Linked DNA regions of Mus musculus: region 1 is linked to region 2. A link is a contact called in ENCODE Hi-C data. All regions are on one chromosome and are shown on one strand. The core of a region is the stretch at or near the end of the contact, and the rest is flanking DNA. Distances in the headings are between cores, read along the strand shown.

What was found. A loop is a pair of places that touch in the nucleus more often than their neighbours do.
Region 1: a loop to region 2 is called in a map of v-Abl transformed pro-B cells, with 5 times the contacts of the local background. The contact joins the promoter of 4933404K13Rik here to the promoter of Bend3 in region 2. A Hi-C loop is called at or near these places in 1 of 37 maps with a recorded cell type or tissue (v-Abl transformed pro-B cells).

The regions. Positions count from the first base shown.
Region 1 is chr10:43,823,330-43,827,279 of GRCm38, forward strand. 4933404K13Rik (RIKEN cDNA 4933404K13 gene) reads left to right here and starts at 2,578. Exons shown (of 3, transcript NR_131055.1): 1 at 2,578-2,657.
Region 2 is chr10:43,476,867-43,480,560 of GRCm38, forward strand. It overlaps Bend3 (BEN domain containing 3), which reads left to right and starts at 2,274. Exons shown (of 4, transcript NM_199028.2): 1 at 2,274-2,506.

The sequences.
Region 1 (3,950 bases), core at 1,328-3,827, 350 kb after region 2:
TGTAAACTTGTTCAGTGGTCATATAAACTTGTAAAATTTTCAAAAGAATACAAACATCAGGGTTAAGGAGATGGCTTCATTGGTTAAATGCTTTCCACATAAGCATGAAGACCTGAGTAGAGATTCCAGCACCCATGTAGATAATCAGGTCTATAATCCTGGTAATGGGGAGGCAGAGACTTCTGGATCCCTGAAGCTTCCTGCCCAGTCAGTGAAGCCAAATCAGTAAGCCCTAGGACCAGTTAAAGACCTTGTCTCCAAAAATAAGGCAGAGTATGACTGACGAAGACCACCTCCGCTGGCCCCTCGCCTCCACATGTGTATGTGGGTGCATGTAAACACACAAATATATGTGTAGACATTCTTTACACAAAGCACACAAAACTTGGACAAGCCTCTTAGTTTGGGGAGGGGCAATATATGGCTTACACTGACCTTACTACTCTTTAATCAGAGAGCAAGTATAAGCAAGCTATGAAGAATGTGTTAGAATAACCACAAGAAGTAAGTGACGATTGTCCAGTTGTCTGTGTGAGTGCTAGGCCACAGCTGAGTGCCATACAGGAGGAAATGCCAGGAATCTCCATAAACCCAGAAGGTACAATAAAATTCCAAAATATCTGTTTCTCAGATCGCAGAACTCTTGTCCCTAGAAGGGACTGTCCTTCAATCAAATGACTTGCTAACACATCTTAGTTTTTAAAGAGCTTCCTGAATGAGCACTAATAGCAAGGACCACGCTTTCCAAAACACTGGGCCCTTGGCAGTCTGTGACACAGAGCAAGAAAGAATTCTGCTAGACATCTACATGAGCCACAAAAAGTATCAATGTATGCAAACACATAAGCCTGATCGAGGCACCTGGAGACCAAGCCAGCTTCCTGCTGCTGACGTGATCTCAGACAGTCTCTATGCCCTCTGGGTCCCATCAGCAAAATGAAGGTGGATGGTGGCAGCTGCTGTGTTCCCCACAAGACTGAACATCTGAGAAAGCTTCACGACTCACTGACTAAACCACCAGTGTCTTACTGTTCTTGTCGAAAGGTAATGAGAAAATCAAATTGTATCCCATTAAGGAAATATGTTTATAACTAAATTACCCCTGAGAACTTCATGCTTCCTGGAAAGGTCTTTCATTGCTCTCCTAATATGAAATTTACCAGGAAACCCATGTTTTTCTGAGTAGCCAGTAAACATATTTTGAAATGTTTTATTCTATGACAGCCTCTTTTGGCCATCTACATGTGATTTGTTGGAAGAGATCCTAGACAGATATTATTATTATTATTATTATTATTATTATTATTATTATTATTATTATTATTAAAAGGGATAAAAATCAATCAAATAGCCCAGAAGCATCTCACTGGGAGGAGACCCATTCTTCAATCAAACTCGCCACAAGTCCACTGTCACAAACTCAGCCTGATCACCATGCCCATGTCCACAAGACCTTACTGGTCCTGTGCCTGTTAACCATATACAGTAGTTACTGTGTCTGAGTTTAATATCGTTCCCCTTCCTTCTTGCCTAAAATACATGTACAATGTTCTTTGCCACATCTGCATTTAAAAAAAAAAAAAAAACCAAAACCACTTAGTGCTTAGAGCACAGTTCTGTCAGGGAATAGAGGGAGAGCTTTCAGAAGTGTACTTTTACACAGCTGCCTTTGCTTAGTCACTGTGCCCCAGTGTTTTCATCTGAAAAAATGGGCACACTACTCTCCAACCCTGAGCTTACTTTACAGTGGTCAGTATTAACCAGTTTACCGTACAAAACTGAACAAGAACAGGCCTGGCTTTGTGTAATCCAAACTTCATATCAAATTCTAAGGTAATGTGATTTTTCACGGTGTTTGTTGGGTAAGTTGTCCGAGAAGGTGGTTTGACCTAAGTCTGGAAGGAAGCAACTGAAATGACTTGGTAGAGAAAGATGTGTTGGTTTTCCTTGGCCATAATCACTTACTTACTCATAATTCTATAATTTGAGAAACAAGTGTGTCCAGACACGGCCTCTGGGCCAAACATAGTTATGAGAGTGGTCTGATCAAAATTTGTAAACTTGCTGAAAGTTTGGTGTGCATGTATGTGAGAGTGTGGTGTGTAATGTGTACATGCATGTGTGCATGTGTGTGTATATGTGGTGTATGTGTGTGTGTATGTGTGATGAAAGTGGTCTGATTGAAACTTGTAAACTTGCTGAAAGTGTGTGTGTCTGTGTGAGTGTGGTGTGTGTGTGTGTGTGTGCGTGCATGTGTGTATGTGTTGTGTGTGTGCGTGCGTGCGTGTGTATGTGTGGTGTGAGTGCGCGCACGTGTGTGCATGTGTGTGTATATGTGGCATATGTGTGTGTGTGCATGTGTTCATAACACGATTGCAGGATTTTTTTTAGCATGAACTTTGTAGATGAAAATGCCGTGTTGTAATGTCAAAAGATTAAACACATAAAATATGGGTTGGCAGGTGTGACCAATCTTTGCTTGTTTCAGGATTTTCCCTGTCCAATCACATTAGGGCAGTGGGAGACCTGTGATTGGACAGAGAACGGGAGGCGGGGCTAAGAGTCTCAGAGTTTGTCAGAGGGGAGGAGAAGCAAAATGGCTGCTGACGTATACCCGAGTTTTATTTTCCAGCCACAAGTAGCCTTGATTTCATAAGGTTAGAAATATTGGAATAAGACTTTTATCATTATCAATTGGCTCTGAAATTATTGTATTGGCATCTTGTAAATTGTAATTCTATTGATACATAAATCTGCTTGGTTAAGCTTTGAGAGTCTTGATTCTACCGGATAATTAGGTGTTGAGATGACCAACCATGGGATGCGTAGGGCATTGCGTGGTAGTGAGAGGAACTGGGGACGCTGGAGAGATGGCCCGGAGGGAGCTGTGTGGTCCTGCTTGGCCAGAGTTGGCGAGCCGGCAGGAGCGCGGGAGCGTGATCCGGCCCTGCAGAGCATTGTGGGTTCATCTTTTAAATATTTCCCGCAGCTGACTGGGCCACTCAAGATGGTGTCTTTATATACAGTACGGACATATCAGGAAGCAGTGGGCCAGGGATCTCTCAGTCCTTATAGTTTCTCTTGCTCTTCTCATGGTCATGGTGGCTTATCTTTTTAGAGTGTGCCCAGCTACCCCTAAAGCAGGGAATCTTTTGCCTGTGTTGAGACTCTCAAGAACTTCGCTGTATTTTACCGGTGAAAGAAGTCCCAGGATCAGTCTCCAGAGGAGGGCTGTGTTACTCAACATTCAACCACTATAGCAAGCCCCAGAGGTGATCAGTTTATAAAGAGGAAAGGTTTCGCTGGCTCGTGGATTCACAAATTTCAGCCATGTTCAGGTGGGAAGGCTGAAGGATCACTGAAGGAGGAGATGCTGAAGCCGTTCAATTCACAGTGAGGGGACAAAAAGAAAGGAAGACAGGCTTAAGTGCTCACTTATCCTCTTAAATGGTGCACTTCCAGGGGCCCAAAGCCTCATCGAAGGCCCCACTACTCAAAGGCTTCCCTGCCTCCCACCCGAGCCCTCCCAAAGACAGAATATTTAATACTCAGAACTTTATACCAAAACGTAAGAAGGAACTAGAGCTGACCAAGAGGAGCAGGAAGCACGGTTCACTGGATCCACTGTGAAATGGGCTAACGCGGAGATAAGTCAGAAGGCCTCCTGGGATCAACCAAGGTGAGCAGAGGAGGCCTGAAAACGGGTACTTAGCTGTCGATTTAAATAGAAACACCACCTGCAGCTTTATTTGGTTCTAAAATAGTTCTTGGCTAGGGGATGTAGCTCAGTGTTAAGACTTACCTACCATGTTGGTTCATGGCCAGAACTGCAAAAGAACAACCATATCATGGTATACACCCTGTGTTAATTAGCTTCCTGTCACTGTGACAAAAAAATTAAATAAAACAAAGCAAAAAAAAAAAAAAAAAAAAAAAAAAAAAAAAAAAAA
Region 2 (3,694 bases), core at 1,024-3,523:
GTTTTTGGAGGGGAAACCTGGAAAGGGAATAACATTTGAAATGTAAATAAAGAAAATATCTAATAAAAAAATAAAAAAACATGAAACTAAGTTTCTTTTATAGATAGTAATGTAGTCCATTTCTGTTAATTTTTTTCACACCCCTTTAAAAAAAAAAAACTTTTTGTTTTTGGAAACAAGATGTCACCATGTAGTCTAGCCTGGCACTTTCTAAAGAAAAATCCCACCACCTTTGTCTCCAATCTGCTGGGCGCAGAGGTGGGTAGCCCCATGGCAACTCTGCTAATGACTTAGTGGGGACACACAACAAACTCCACTTACCTTGAAAGCTAAACCCAAACCAAAACAAAACACCTAGTATCTGACCCAAGCTTAGGTCTCTAACAAAGAAGAGATGATTTATTTGTCTTGGACACTTGAGTTCTCACTGTGAATAGTTGGGCAAAGATAGATCCTGTCACAATTCAGGAAATTTTTCTTTTTAAAAACTGAACACGGCCATTTTACATTCTTAAAGCAACGCAGCAGAGCGGTTTAAATGGAAAACGAGCTTAGATGCTAACTGTTCCCGACTCTTCTGGGAAATCCGACAAAACTAAACTAATGAAACGCAACGTCTCCTTTTATAATTCTAACTGTCACATTAAATTGAAGGTGAGGACAAAACTGCAGCATCTGTTAACGCAGCCGAGGGAAGAGTTGTGCTGCGCATGTCACTTAATGCACAAGTGCAGAAGTCAAGTTCCCTAACGAATCCAAGTGCTTCCACTTTGTCTCCAGGGAATGTATAAATTAACCATTCCCCCTCCCTTCCTCCCTCCTCCCTATTTTAAATGTAGATAGGGCGACCCTAGCCTTTTGAATTTGAAGGGCTGCTATCTCGGGCCCATTCTTTCCATCATCCTGTTTTGAATGACACTGAGCACGTATAGATTCTCTTATAAAAGCACCCCTAGGATGCTGGGCTCCTTTCTTCAAGCTGCTAGCTAATTTTGCATAGCAATTAGTACTGACTTCTCCAAGTCTGCAACCCAAACACCTCTCCAGAACGTTCCACAGTCCCTCCAAGGTCCAACTCTGCGCCATTAGATTTCAAACCAGAAGGCGAGGAACTTGCGTAATGATTAAATTCCCAATTTGTGTGAAGACACAATAATCTCTGACTACGCGTTAATTCCAACCTTAGGCCGCGACTGGGCAGCTAGGAGCCAGCATGTACGTCCTTTTAAAATCTATTCTACGTATTCACTGACCGCGCCGGGCCGGGCCACATGGTCCTCTCTCGCAGCCAGTCAGCTGTAGGCAGCAGATGGGATCATTTGCATTTTTCTTTTTAGACATTTTTTTTCCATCGGCAAATTAAAGGATTAAAAAAATTTTTTTTTCCGTTCTCATTGTTTACCAAAACCAGGCACGCAGCTTAAAAGTTGACTTGGGCTTTTCTTTTCCCTCCACCCCCACCCCAAGTCCCCGAAAGTTGGAGAACTGCGAGGGGTTGGTTTCTTATTTCTCAACTCCGACTCTGCAGTCCGGGAAACTAGGAGACGGTCGGTCTTAACTAACTCGGCGACTGGAGTCTCCCAGTTTTCCGCGCTGAGCCCCGTGGCTCTGAGTTGGTGGCATGAGGGTCCCCAAGCGCGTGCTTCGCTCCGCAGCCTCAAGCGGCAAAACTTGGGCTCTCGGAACTCAGGCTTTACGGGAGAGGGCGGCCACCCTGCCGGGGGAGTGGCCAGGGCTCCCCCAGAGCCCGGGGTCGCTCTCCAGTATACCCCCCCAACCACGAATCCATGCAGAACTGGAGGGGGGGCGCACCCCGAAGTCTTTGTGCCCGGCGTGGCACGGGAAGGTCCGTGCGATGGTGCGGCGCCACAGCCGAGCGCCCCAAAAGCGGGGGGCGCGGGCGGAAAAGACACGGCGCGTTGCCTCCCACCCCCACCCCCCGGGGTTAGAGAAAAAGTAGAGAAAGAGGCGCCGGGGCCACGCTCCAGCCCGGAGAGCACGTAGCCGAGAATGCCGCGGGGCGCTTTCCCGTGGGTGAGAGCCGCCCTGGTCCGCCGGCAGCCGGCGCGGGCCCACGTGGAGCCGCGCTGTGCAGGCCGAGCGCACCCGCCCCGCAGCGCGCCCCAGCTCCCCGCCGCGGTCGCTCACGCCCGAGCGCCGCCGCCGCCGCCGCCGCTGGTCCCGCGTGTGCCCCGCTGAGGGGGAGGGGCGGCGCGGTGGGGGCGGAGGGCTTGAGGTTCCACTGCAGCGGGGGCTCCTGTGTCCTTGTGCGGAAATGACACACGGAGTCCCGTCACGTCACGCGAGAGCGCAGCGCACGGACACACACAAAGAGAGGGGAAAATACACGGCGCCCGCCCGCCCGCCGCCCCCAGCCAGTCGGCGGGGCCGCCCCGGCCAGGCCCTGCGCGCTCGGCCCCCACTGCGGCCCGCGCGCCCGCCCCCCGCACGTGGCGCCCGAACTCGGCGCGGGTCCCGCTCCGCAAAGTAACAACTCTCGTCCCAGGTGAGTGTGGGCCCCGGTCGGGGCCGCCTGCGAGCGGCTCGCCGCCTCCGCGCGGGCTGGAAGGGGGAGCGGGCGCCCACGGGCTCGTCGCGCCCCATTGTGCCGCGCGCCCCTTTGTGCCCGCTCGGAACGCCGCGACTCCATGGCGTTCCGGGAGCACGCGCGCCGCGGCCAGGGAGGAGGAGGAGGGAGGGGAGGACGCACGGTGGAACGGTCCGCGCCGCCGCCGCCAGGCCGGCCCCACTCGCGCCGCGCGCCGGCTCTCCACCCCCGGCGGGCCGGCGATGGAGCGGCCGAGGGCCGCCGGGGAGCAACTGCGCGGCGCCGGAGCGCTCGCGTTCGACCGGCCTGTGGCGGCGATGGAGGGGTGTCAGAGGGAGCAGAAGGGCGGGGAGCCAGAGGCCGGAGAGCCGCCGCTCGGAGGGACGCTGCCCCGGGGAGGCAGCGGAGGGAGCGAGGCTGCCGGCGGCTGGGAGCGGGGTGCGGCGAGCCCCGCCGCCAGGGGGCGCGGCACCCTCCCGGGCCGTTCCACGGCGCTCCGTGGTTCCCGCTGCCCGGCTGGAGGCGGGTCCAGCGCGGCGCTCTGGGTGTGCACCCCAGCGAGCGCGAGGCCTTCCTGGCGGGCGGTGGAGCCGGGCCGGGGCGCTCGCCGCCCCTCGTGACTTGTGCCCGCCACGATCGACGTAATTTCCCACGCAGACTTGGCTCGGGCTGTGAGGCGCGGAGTTGTGAAGGCCTTGTGGGCTGGGACTCAACTCATCTGAGTTCTTTTTTTCTTTTTTTTTTAAGTTTGTCCTAAAGTAGAAGTTTGATCGCTCAGGTGGCCCGCTTGGGAGTATTTTGGAGGTGGAGGCCAACCAGAGATGCTCAGAATTAATGTTCACTGTTTGGAAGTCAGAGAACTTCCTTTTAGAAGTAACTTTTGAATGTTTTCCTACAAGTAACACGTCACTGAGTAGAGGGGAGGGTGCCAGAAATCTATAAAGACCCAGAAAACCCAGGCGAGTGGGGAACGTGTGGAAATGTCCCAGATAGAGGTTTTAGGTTTGTCTCTGTTTCGGTTCCATGCCTGCAGTTTTTCTCTTTTTGCGACTTTCCACTTTTAATTCATAGGTGTTTGGGTTTTGTTTTTAAGCTTCATTTTCGGTGTATGTGTTTTGACTGCATATATATGCGCCATATCCATGC